Regions from separate parts of the Homo sapiens genome. Here all the other regions are linked to region 1. A link is a contact called in ENCODE Hi-C or POLR2A ChIA-PET data. All regions are on one chromosome and are shown on one strand. The core of a region is the stretch at or near the end of the contact, and the rest is flanking DNA. Distances in the headings are between cores, read along the strand shown.

What was found. A loop is a pair of places that touch in the nucleus more often than their neighbours do. ChIA-PET counts read pairs that join two places held with the same protein, here RNA polymerase II (POLR2A). Pooled maps may share reads with other maps.
Region 2: a loop to region 1 is called in a map of OCI-LY7, with 9 times the contacts of the local background. The contact joins the enhancer-like site here to the promoter of HHAT in region 1. A Hi-C loop is called at or near these places in 1 of 168 maps with a recorded cell type or tissue (OCI-LY7), 2 of 37 single-sample maps with no recorded cell type and 5 of 50 pooled maps.
Region 3: a map of B cell shows a loop between it and region 1 (29-fold over the local background). The contact joins the promoter of PPP2R5A here to the promoter of HHAT in region 1. A Hi-C loop is called at or near these places in 1 of 168 maps with a recorded cell type or tissue (B cell) and 6 of 50 pooled maps. POLR2A ChIA-PET finds 5 or more read pairs at or near these places in 1 of 52 experiments (CD4-positive, alpha-beta memory T cell).

What each region holds. Positions count from the first base shown.
Region 1 is chr1:210,327,535-210,330,234 of GRCh38, reverse strand. HHAT (hedgehog acyltransferase) reads right to left here and starts at 1,333. Exons shown (of 12, transcript NM_018194.6): 1 at 1,131-1,333. RefSeq lists enhancers at 757-1,116, 1,991-2,160 and a silencer at 1,277-1,526.
Region 2 is chr1:211,513,969-211,516,668 of GRCh38, reverse strand. No RefSeq gene overlaps it. Among named protein-coding and RNA genes, the nearest start is that of RD3, 23 kb to the right of the region's middle. RefSeq lists silencers at 982-1,341, 2,354-2,443. Within about 2 kb of position 1,273, at least 13 of the 41 ENCODE cell types and tissues checked have a DNase peak (open chromatin) inside an H3K27ac peak, as active enhancers do.
Region 3 is chr1:212,283,972-212,286,671 of GRCh38, reverse strand. PPP2R5A (protein phosphatase 2 regulatory subunit B'alpha) reads right to left here and starts at 1,262. Exons shown (of 13, transcript NM_006243.4): 1 at 381-1,262. The coding sequence starts at 561. LINC02608 (long intergenic non-protein coding RNA 2608) reads left to right here and starts at 1,651. Exons shown (of 4, transcript NR_125984.1): 1 at 1,651-1,693. RefSeq lists a silencer at 530-1,499 and an enhancer at 1,670-1,749.

The DNA.
Region 1 (2,700 bases), core at 84-2,583:
ACGAGAAAGGAGGGAGAAAAATCACAGGGAAAATGGAACATGAGGAATGGAAGGGGAAAAAAATCATTCCTCAAAGTCTCCTTCAATGAACTACCGCCTCTTCAATGAAGCCTTCCCTCTCCTCTCCTTGCATTCCCATAGCACTTAATCACATTGAAATAGGTCCTTAGCTCTGAGAATGAATGAGATGCCAGGCACGGTGGCTCACGCCTGTAATCCCAGCACTTTGGGAGGTCGAGGTGGGCAGATCACCCGAGGTCAGGAATTCGAGACCAGCCTGGCCAACACGGTGAGACCCTCGTCTCTACTAAAAATACAAAATTAGGTGGGCGTGGTGGCGCATGCCTGTAATCCCAGCTACTCAGGAGGCAAGGCTGGAGAATCGCTTGAAACCGGGATGCTGAGGTTGCAGTGAGCTGAGATTGTGCCATTGCACTCCAGCCTGGGCGACCAGAGCGAAACTCCGCCTCAAAAACACAAACAACAACAAAAACAGAAAGAGAAGCAATGTCTCACTCCCACGTAATGCAAACCTCTGAGGATGCCAAATGCCCTAGCCCTACAACCCTGATCCAAGAGCAATGTACACAGGTAGCAGCACATTTCTTAACACCAATGCTACCCGTAAAGTACCTCTGGTGAGGATTAGCGGGAGGGTTTTTCCGCATAAAGACCTGCCACCTGAAGGTTAGACTCAGAACAGAGGAAGAAAACTGAGTCCTGAAGATAGAACGCAAAGGAAGTCTCTAACTTTAGAGTCCCTGGAGTCACAGCAGGCAGGCAGGCGCACCGCCGATACTGCCAAGAGGACCAGAGTTCGCAACTCCCCGCAGCAGTTCCGGAAGCTGGGGACGAAGCCAAGGAGAGAGGACGTGGGCAGGGCCGTGCGCGGACTTGTCCCGGCGCCTAGATCCCCGCCTTTGCCCGGGCGCACTGCGCGCGCGGCCCCCGCCGCTTTTGTCTTCTTCGCCCGACCGGGAACTTCCTCTGTCCCGCCCTCGGGCGCGCACACGGGAACTTGGGTAGGAAACGGAAAGCGTTTTGTGCATTTTTTTTTTAACAGAGTAAACTGACGCAGAAAATTCAGCATCTAACCTCCCCAGGACCCCCTATGGTCACCAGTTACCAACCTCCGGGCTGTCCCGGGCGGCGGCGACGGCAACGTTCACGCGCGCCGCGAGTTCCCAACACCCCTCTTTCGGCACTTCCGAGTCCCAGCGACATCGGCGGCGGCTGCGGGCTTCCCCGGGACGCCACCCTCTTTCCCCCGGAGCTGCCCTTTGGAGGAGCAGCGCAGCGCGCGTCCTCCGAGCACGCCCCTGCCGCCGTGCCCGCGCGCCCTCCGCGCCCGGACTCGGGAACCCGCGGCGCTCTCCGGGCGATGGCGAGCAGGCCGTGCTGCTGCAGGGGGCGGGCCAGAGCGCGGCCTGCGTTTCTGAACCGCGTTTGCCCCGCCGGCGGCCCGGGGCCCCTAGCCCCGCTCACCCCTCGGCTGTTGGTTCCCACTGACCCTGGCGTGCATATCTCTCCCCCACCCGTGTGTTCATTGCAGGTCTGGGGCTGCCTGCAAGTTAATTGCAGAGTGGAAGTCACCTGAAACTCGAGGTGGGCCGTCATTCCAACACCAGTGGTCCCCACCTACGTTTTGTAGGCGAAAGGAGGTAGTTCGGTGCGGTGGAAAGAGGGTGGGCTTTGCAGCCCTGGCAGCTTCGAGGGCTTACTGTGTGAACTTAGCCCCTGTGAGCCTCCCTGTACACCTCTGTAAAACAGAAATAGACTTCCCTGCTTTTCTTTGTAAATTAGAGTGAAGATCAAATAGAATAAACTTTATGAATTGTAAAGCAACTTACAGAGATCACTACTGCAAAATGGGTACGAAGATTTTGATTGCGTTGTGAAAAGAGTGGAAGATCTGAAGATGCTCCAACGGGGTATAATTGGGACGATGTTGCTGCTCGGAGGCCTCCAAGCCTGAGCCAAGAGACAGGCTTGCCAGAGTTCTCCAGACTTATCTCAGCAGAATCACGTGGCTCTCATTAAAACCTCGGGCTTCTGGATCCCTCCCCAAACCAAAAGCATCAGACTGTCCATGGCAGGGGCGTCTCAGGTGGTTCTATGATAAGGTGAAGGTGGATAACTCTGCCCTAGGCAGCAGGGAAACTCGGAAGCTGTGCTCTCAGAAATTTCATCTAGCAGTCATTGTAATGGTCGAGAGGATTATTTTAATGATTTTAGAATTCTCCAGGAAACCAGAGTATGAACTCTCCAAGAGCTGGAGCTATCTTTTCTTTCTGCTTCCCCCCAACCCACTCACCCCAAAACCTGGTACTGGATGGTGTTCAGTAAGCAGGTGTTAGTAAACTAGCCCCAAATAGGAGTGCCAGATTTAGCAAATAAAAATACAGCATACTCAATTAAAATTGAATTTCAGGCTGGGCGCGGTGGCCCACGCCTGTAATCTCAGCACTTTAGGAGCGGTAGCAGGAGGATCACTTGAGGCCAGGAGTTTGAGACCAGCCTGGCCAACATGGTGAGACCCCGTCTCTACTAAAAATACAAAAATTAGCCGGGTGTGGTGGCCTGCACCTGTAATCCCAGCCACTTGGGAGGCTGAGGCACGAGAATCGCTTGAACCCGGGCGGCAGAGGTTGCAGTGAGCTCAGATCGCACCACTGCACTCCAACCTGGGTGACTGAGCCG
Region 2 (2,700 bases), core at 24-2,523, 1.2 Mb before region 1:
GCTGTCTCTGGCTGCTGTTATGGCTTCATTCCCGGGGCCACTCCACTTAATACAGGGACAGTACTTCAGGTCCGTCTGCCCAGTGCAGTCACATCAGGAGCACCACGGCAGCCGAAGTGAAACCTGGCCAGTCATAGGCAATAACCTTTGACCTGCTGGCAGGTGGGTGTTAGGTTAAATGTTAAGTGACCGGCCGGTCACGGTGGCTCATGCCTGTAATCCCAGCATTTTGGGAGGCTGAGGAGGGCGGATCACCTGAGGTCGGGAGTTCAAGACCAGCCTGACCAACATGGAGAAACCCCATCTATACAAAAAATACGAAATTAGCCAGGCGTGGTGGTGCATGCCTGTAATCCCAGCCACTGGGGAGGCTGAGGCAGGAGAATCGCTGGAACCCGGGAGGCGGAGGCTGCGGTGAGCCGAGATAGCGCCGTTGCACTCCAGCCTGGGCAACAAGAGCGAAACTCCGTCTTTAAAAAAAATTGTTAAGTGACCTCAACTATGTGGCCATGGGGAATTAGAGAGAGTAGAATAGAATCCCCTGTGGGTTGCAAGTGGGAGATGCTGGGATTTTTGAGCATCTTTACTGGTGATCCCTACGGCTGAATTAGGAGAGCTCTCCTGGCACCCGGGAAAGCTTTAACCTCTGGAGTGGCCTTCACAGGAGACAGCCTCAGGATGCTGGGAGAGCCCCTGACCCTCCACAACCTACTACCAATTCCTGCGCGCCGTTCCTTGGGCATGAGGTCCTGAACCTGGTGGAGGAAGGGTAGCAATGCCTTCCATTGTATTGGTTACATGCTTCTTACAGTCAATTAATTGGTTCGATCTTTTCCAGACAGTGCCGGGCTAGAGGCTGACCTTCCCCACTCCCGACCTTGGCTTCTTGAATAACCTCACAGGCCACGGGGCATGCGGGGTGCGCGTGCGTGGCTGGGCCGGCGTAGTCAGCCGGGCGGGAAGGTTTACGGCTTTGGGGAGGCGCCGCCTTGCCGCCCTGACACCGCCCCGCCAGGCCAGCCCGCCGCTCGGTGGCCCCGCCGGCTTCCCGCGGTCGGGACGGGCGCCCCCTGCTGATTGTGGGCGGCGGCGCACCGAGGAGCGGCCCCTGGGAAGCCCAAGACCTCGCCGCGGCTCGAACCCCGCGACCCTCGGCCCGGAGGGAGGTCCTGGCTGCGGGGAGCTGCCCAGACCGCGGTGACTCAGCTAGGTGGCACCGGGAGAGCTGAAGCGGGCGCCCCGCTGGGCCTGGCCACAGGACGGTTAATGATTAATGTTCCATACCGGGTGGAGACGTCGAAGGGGAGGGAGGCCCAGGGGCGCGTCTTGGCCCTGGCTGTGCCTGCAGGAAGCAGAGGCCCAGACGGGGAGAGACTCAGGCCTGGGCTGAGGCGGCTGGGGGCAGGGGAAGGAGCAAGCCGTGAACTCTCTCCTCTTCCCACCCCGCACGCCGCCCCCGTTCTCGATGCCCTTCTCCCCTGCCCCGGGAGCCTCCAGGCGCCGCGCTCCTCCTCCCTGCCTTACCAAATGCCCATCCGTGCCCGCCTCGGTGCCAGGCACTGCAGGCCGCTTTCATATAAATGACTGATTGCCTCTTGCCCATTTTACAGATAAACGCAGAAAGCTCAGGTGATGTGCCCATGGGCTCTCAGCTCACAGGCAGAGTGGGGATTCGAACCCAGCCCCGGACACAGACCAGGTGTCCTTCTACTACCCCACCCATTGCTGCCCAACTCCAGAGACACCTACACCCCAATCTACCAACTTAACCACCTGGGCAGAGGAAATAAGAGGCGGTACTGCCCCCGCCTACAGGGATCGCAGCTCCATTCTCTGCCCTCATAACTCATTACCCTAATTTTAGTCAATCAGAAAATCGTGTCAGGGCTGGACGTCAAGCTACCAGGGATAATGGTTCCTGTTGTAAAATGCTCCTTTGAGCTGAAAGCAATCGTGAAGTGAGGCGCCCGGTTCAAGGAGTCAGCCTCCCGACTTGAGAAGCCAACTGTGGTGGTGCCACGAGGCTGCGATTCACAGGCTCCGGTGGAAAGACCAGGGAAGAAACTTATTTACAAAAATGAGAATAAAAAATATTCTGGGCCGGGTGCGATGAGCCATGCTTATAATTCCAGCGCTCTGGGAGGCCAAGGCGAGAGGATCACTTGAGCCCAGGAGTTGGAGGCTACAGCGAGCAGAGCACCACTGTACTCCAGCCTGGACAACAGAGATATTGTCTCTAACAAAAAGGGAGGTGGGGGGAGGAAATAGTATTCTAACACGAAGCTGCAGGTTCTGCACAACAAGTTTAGGTTTTCCTGTTCTCTCTAGGGTAAATGAGGCATGCAGGCGCCTGCACCCTCCGGGCAAGGACAAGGCGTGTGAGAGTCTCTGGGTCTGCCCCAGCGACGCCGTCGGGCCTCTGGGCGGTGCAGCCTGGTCCGGCATCATCCTGGACGCGCGGGTAATCAGGGCTGAGGGAGCCCAAGGTACATTCTGTCCCTCACCACAAGATGTCGCCGCTGCTAATGGTTAGAGGGCTCTCAGCAAGACCAACTCCCAACCCCAGACTCTGAGTCAGAAACTCTGGGGTTGGGGCCCAGCAATTCGTGTTTTTCACAGGCCCTCCAGGGGATTCTGAAACATGCTCAAATTTGAGAACCACTGGTAAAAGTCATCCTGCAGGTCTCACTGCCTCTGACG
Region 3 (2,700 bases), core at 13-2,512, 2.0 Mb before region 1:
GGTCGGGGAAGGTTCGTGCGGTTGTTAAAGCAAGACCGGGAAAGGGCAAACCTGGAAGAGGAGTGAAGGACTCTACTTCACGGGACGCAAGATAGGAAGTGCAGGTTAAGCAAGCGCGCAGGTGGGGAAGGGTGTTGGCCTCCCCTAGGATGGAAAGAGTTCAGGTGGGAATTAGAAGGAAACAGCCAAGACTTCACAGAAAACCTGTTTGAATAAGGAGGAGGGCGTGAGGTGACGCCAAGGCATTGTGGGGAACTCGGCTCACACACTACCAGTCCCAACTGAGCAGGAGAAACCCAGCAGGAAATGGCTCTGCTGGCGCAGAGGCAAGCGTTGCCAGCCCCTGCGCTCGCTGCTGGGGCTGCGCCCTCGGAGGTTACCTTTGAGCTGGGGCAGCGGGTGCAGCTCTGCCTGGCTGCCCTGGCTGCGAAACTGCGACGAGCCCTGGGAGCGCTTCTGCCTCTGCGCCTTGCGGACCGATTTCCGGGTGAAGCCGTCCACTTTCTCCGAGGCCGAGATGGCGGCGCTGGCAGCCCCCGCCGGCGGCGACGACGACGACATCTCCGCGGCCCTGACGCTTGGCAGCTCCGGCTGCTGCTTGCAAGGCACGGGCAGCGGCGGAGACGGCAGGAGGAGGCGGGGGAGAGGCGCGGGGTGCTCGCGCCCCTGCGCCCCGGCCCCACGGCCCTCCGGCCCCGGGACGCCGCCGAGCTTCTCCTCGCCGCCCGCCAACGCCTCACGGCCACATCTCAGCGCTGGAGGTTCCTGGTCCCCGGCGCGCGGCGAGCTCCCGGGGCTGACGGAGGGAAGGGCGGGGGCGGAGGGGGGTGAAGAAGTTGTTGACTCTGGGCGCGCAGAGCGGGTGGAAGAGAGCCCGAAGTTTAGACAACTGAGGCGGGGGCACGGGGGTGCGGGTGCCGAGCGCGCCTCTCGTCGCTTCTGCCCCCGTCGCCAGCCAGCCGGCCGGCCAGCACCTCAGCGGCCGCTGCCAGCGCAGCCCGCCCTGCCTGGAGCCTCCTCTCAGGGCGCTGCCATCGCGGGTCCCCTCGGAGCCACTGCCGCGGTGCCCGCTCTTCCCGGTCAACGCCGGCCCCTCATCGCCCGGGGCGCTGCCCCGTAGCCCCGGCCCTCTGCGTGCACACACTCGCTCCTTGCCGCGCTGGGCGGCCCGAACCCCCTCCCCCACGCGCCCGTCGGCCGCCCACGGAGAACCCCAGGCGAGCGACCGCTACAACTTGAGAAGGTGGTTGGTACAGGCGACTGGGGAGTGTGTGCGCGTGTGCGCGCGCCAGGGCGCGCGGCCCGGGGAGGGGCCTCGCAAGGGGTGGGAAGGAGGAGTTTGACTGACAACTTCCGCGGGGTCCCGCCCGCCTCTTGGTGCGGCGGCGGGGGAGGGGGCGGGAAAGCATGCCAGCCCTCTTAGCCAATCACACGGCTAAGCGGCAGCGACGGCGTGAGGTGCGGCCTCTTGAGGCAGAGGAGTGGGGCGGGCTGTGTGACGGGCTTCGGCCACAGCCAATCGTAAGTGAAGACGGCGAGCGGGGTGCCCCTGCGTCAGAACAAATGCGGCAAATCGCTTGGGAGGGAGGGGAAGCGCTCCTCCACCAGCGGGCATTTTTGCGCTCACGCGCGACTGCTCCAGGCTGTCATTGCTCTCCTGACCGTCTACGAGAAGACTGGGAAACTTGAGAGGGTGCGTTCAGAGAGCAAAATAGAGCGCCCCTTCCCTTCCCTCACCTCTCTGCTGGCCAATGAAGAACTGAAGCGATTGGTGGGGCGCCGGAGGGCTGGGGCGCGAAAGAGCGCCAGGTGTTACACCACTGAAAGGGGGCGCAGCAGAGGTCAGGTGGCGAGCAAGCAGTGTGATTGACGGGCGAGGGGCCCGGGGAAGGCGAGAAGGTGAGCTCGTCCAATCGTTGCGAGGTCTGGACACCTGGGCGGGTCTTGGCGCCTTACTGGCCCCAAACCGCAAAATTGGTAGTTGCGGAATAAATTTGTAGCTCTTGGGAGGTTCGGACTCCGCAACTCCAGAGAGCTACTCTCGCGTGGGGTTTGGGCAGTCTAGCATCTGCTGCTTCAAAGAGTTCTGCAAGTCCACGCCCTCTAAAAAGAGATTTCTCATTCCCAATTTAGTATCCTGCTAATTTTCACCCCTCCTTGAGCCAAAGGCCCTCAACTACTCCAACGAGAAGAGTACAAATTCATTGGTCAGTGGTGTGTGGATATGGAGGCTTGCCATGTACTCTTACCGGAATCTCTTTCTTGGAGATTCCGTCTAGATTTTGAATTTCTTAAGGACGAGGACTGGTCATCTTAGTTTTTCGTGCAGTGCTTTCCATACGGTGGCCGTTAATAATTATTAATCTGAACAGTCAGCCTCCCTTTGCGCCAATGGACCCAAATCTGTAATCCCCTCCCTCGAGCTCCAGACCTTTTCCTTTCAACATAATAAAAGTAATTGTCGTATATTTAAACGAAGCCACCTGATGCATATGTACAGAAGATTCCAAATTTGGCAGGAAGTTGAATTCTAGACCTAGAACCAAACATACTATCCTCAAAACATTTCCTCCTTCAGATTTGCTGGGCGGTGAAATTGTACATAATCCTCCCAGTCAAGGAGGTTCAAACCTCAGCAGCGTTTCTGACACTTTTCGCTTTCTCACATAGTCAAGCTCCAGATCATGTTAAATCTACTTT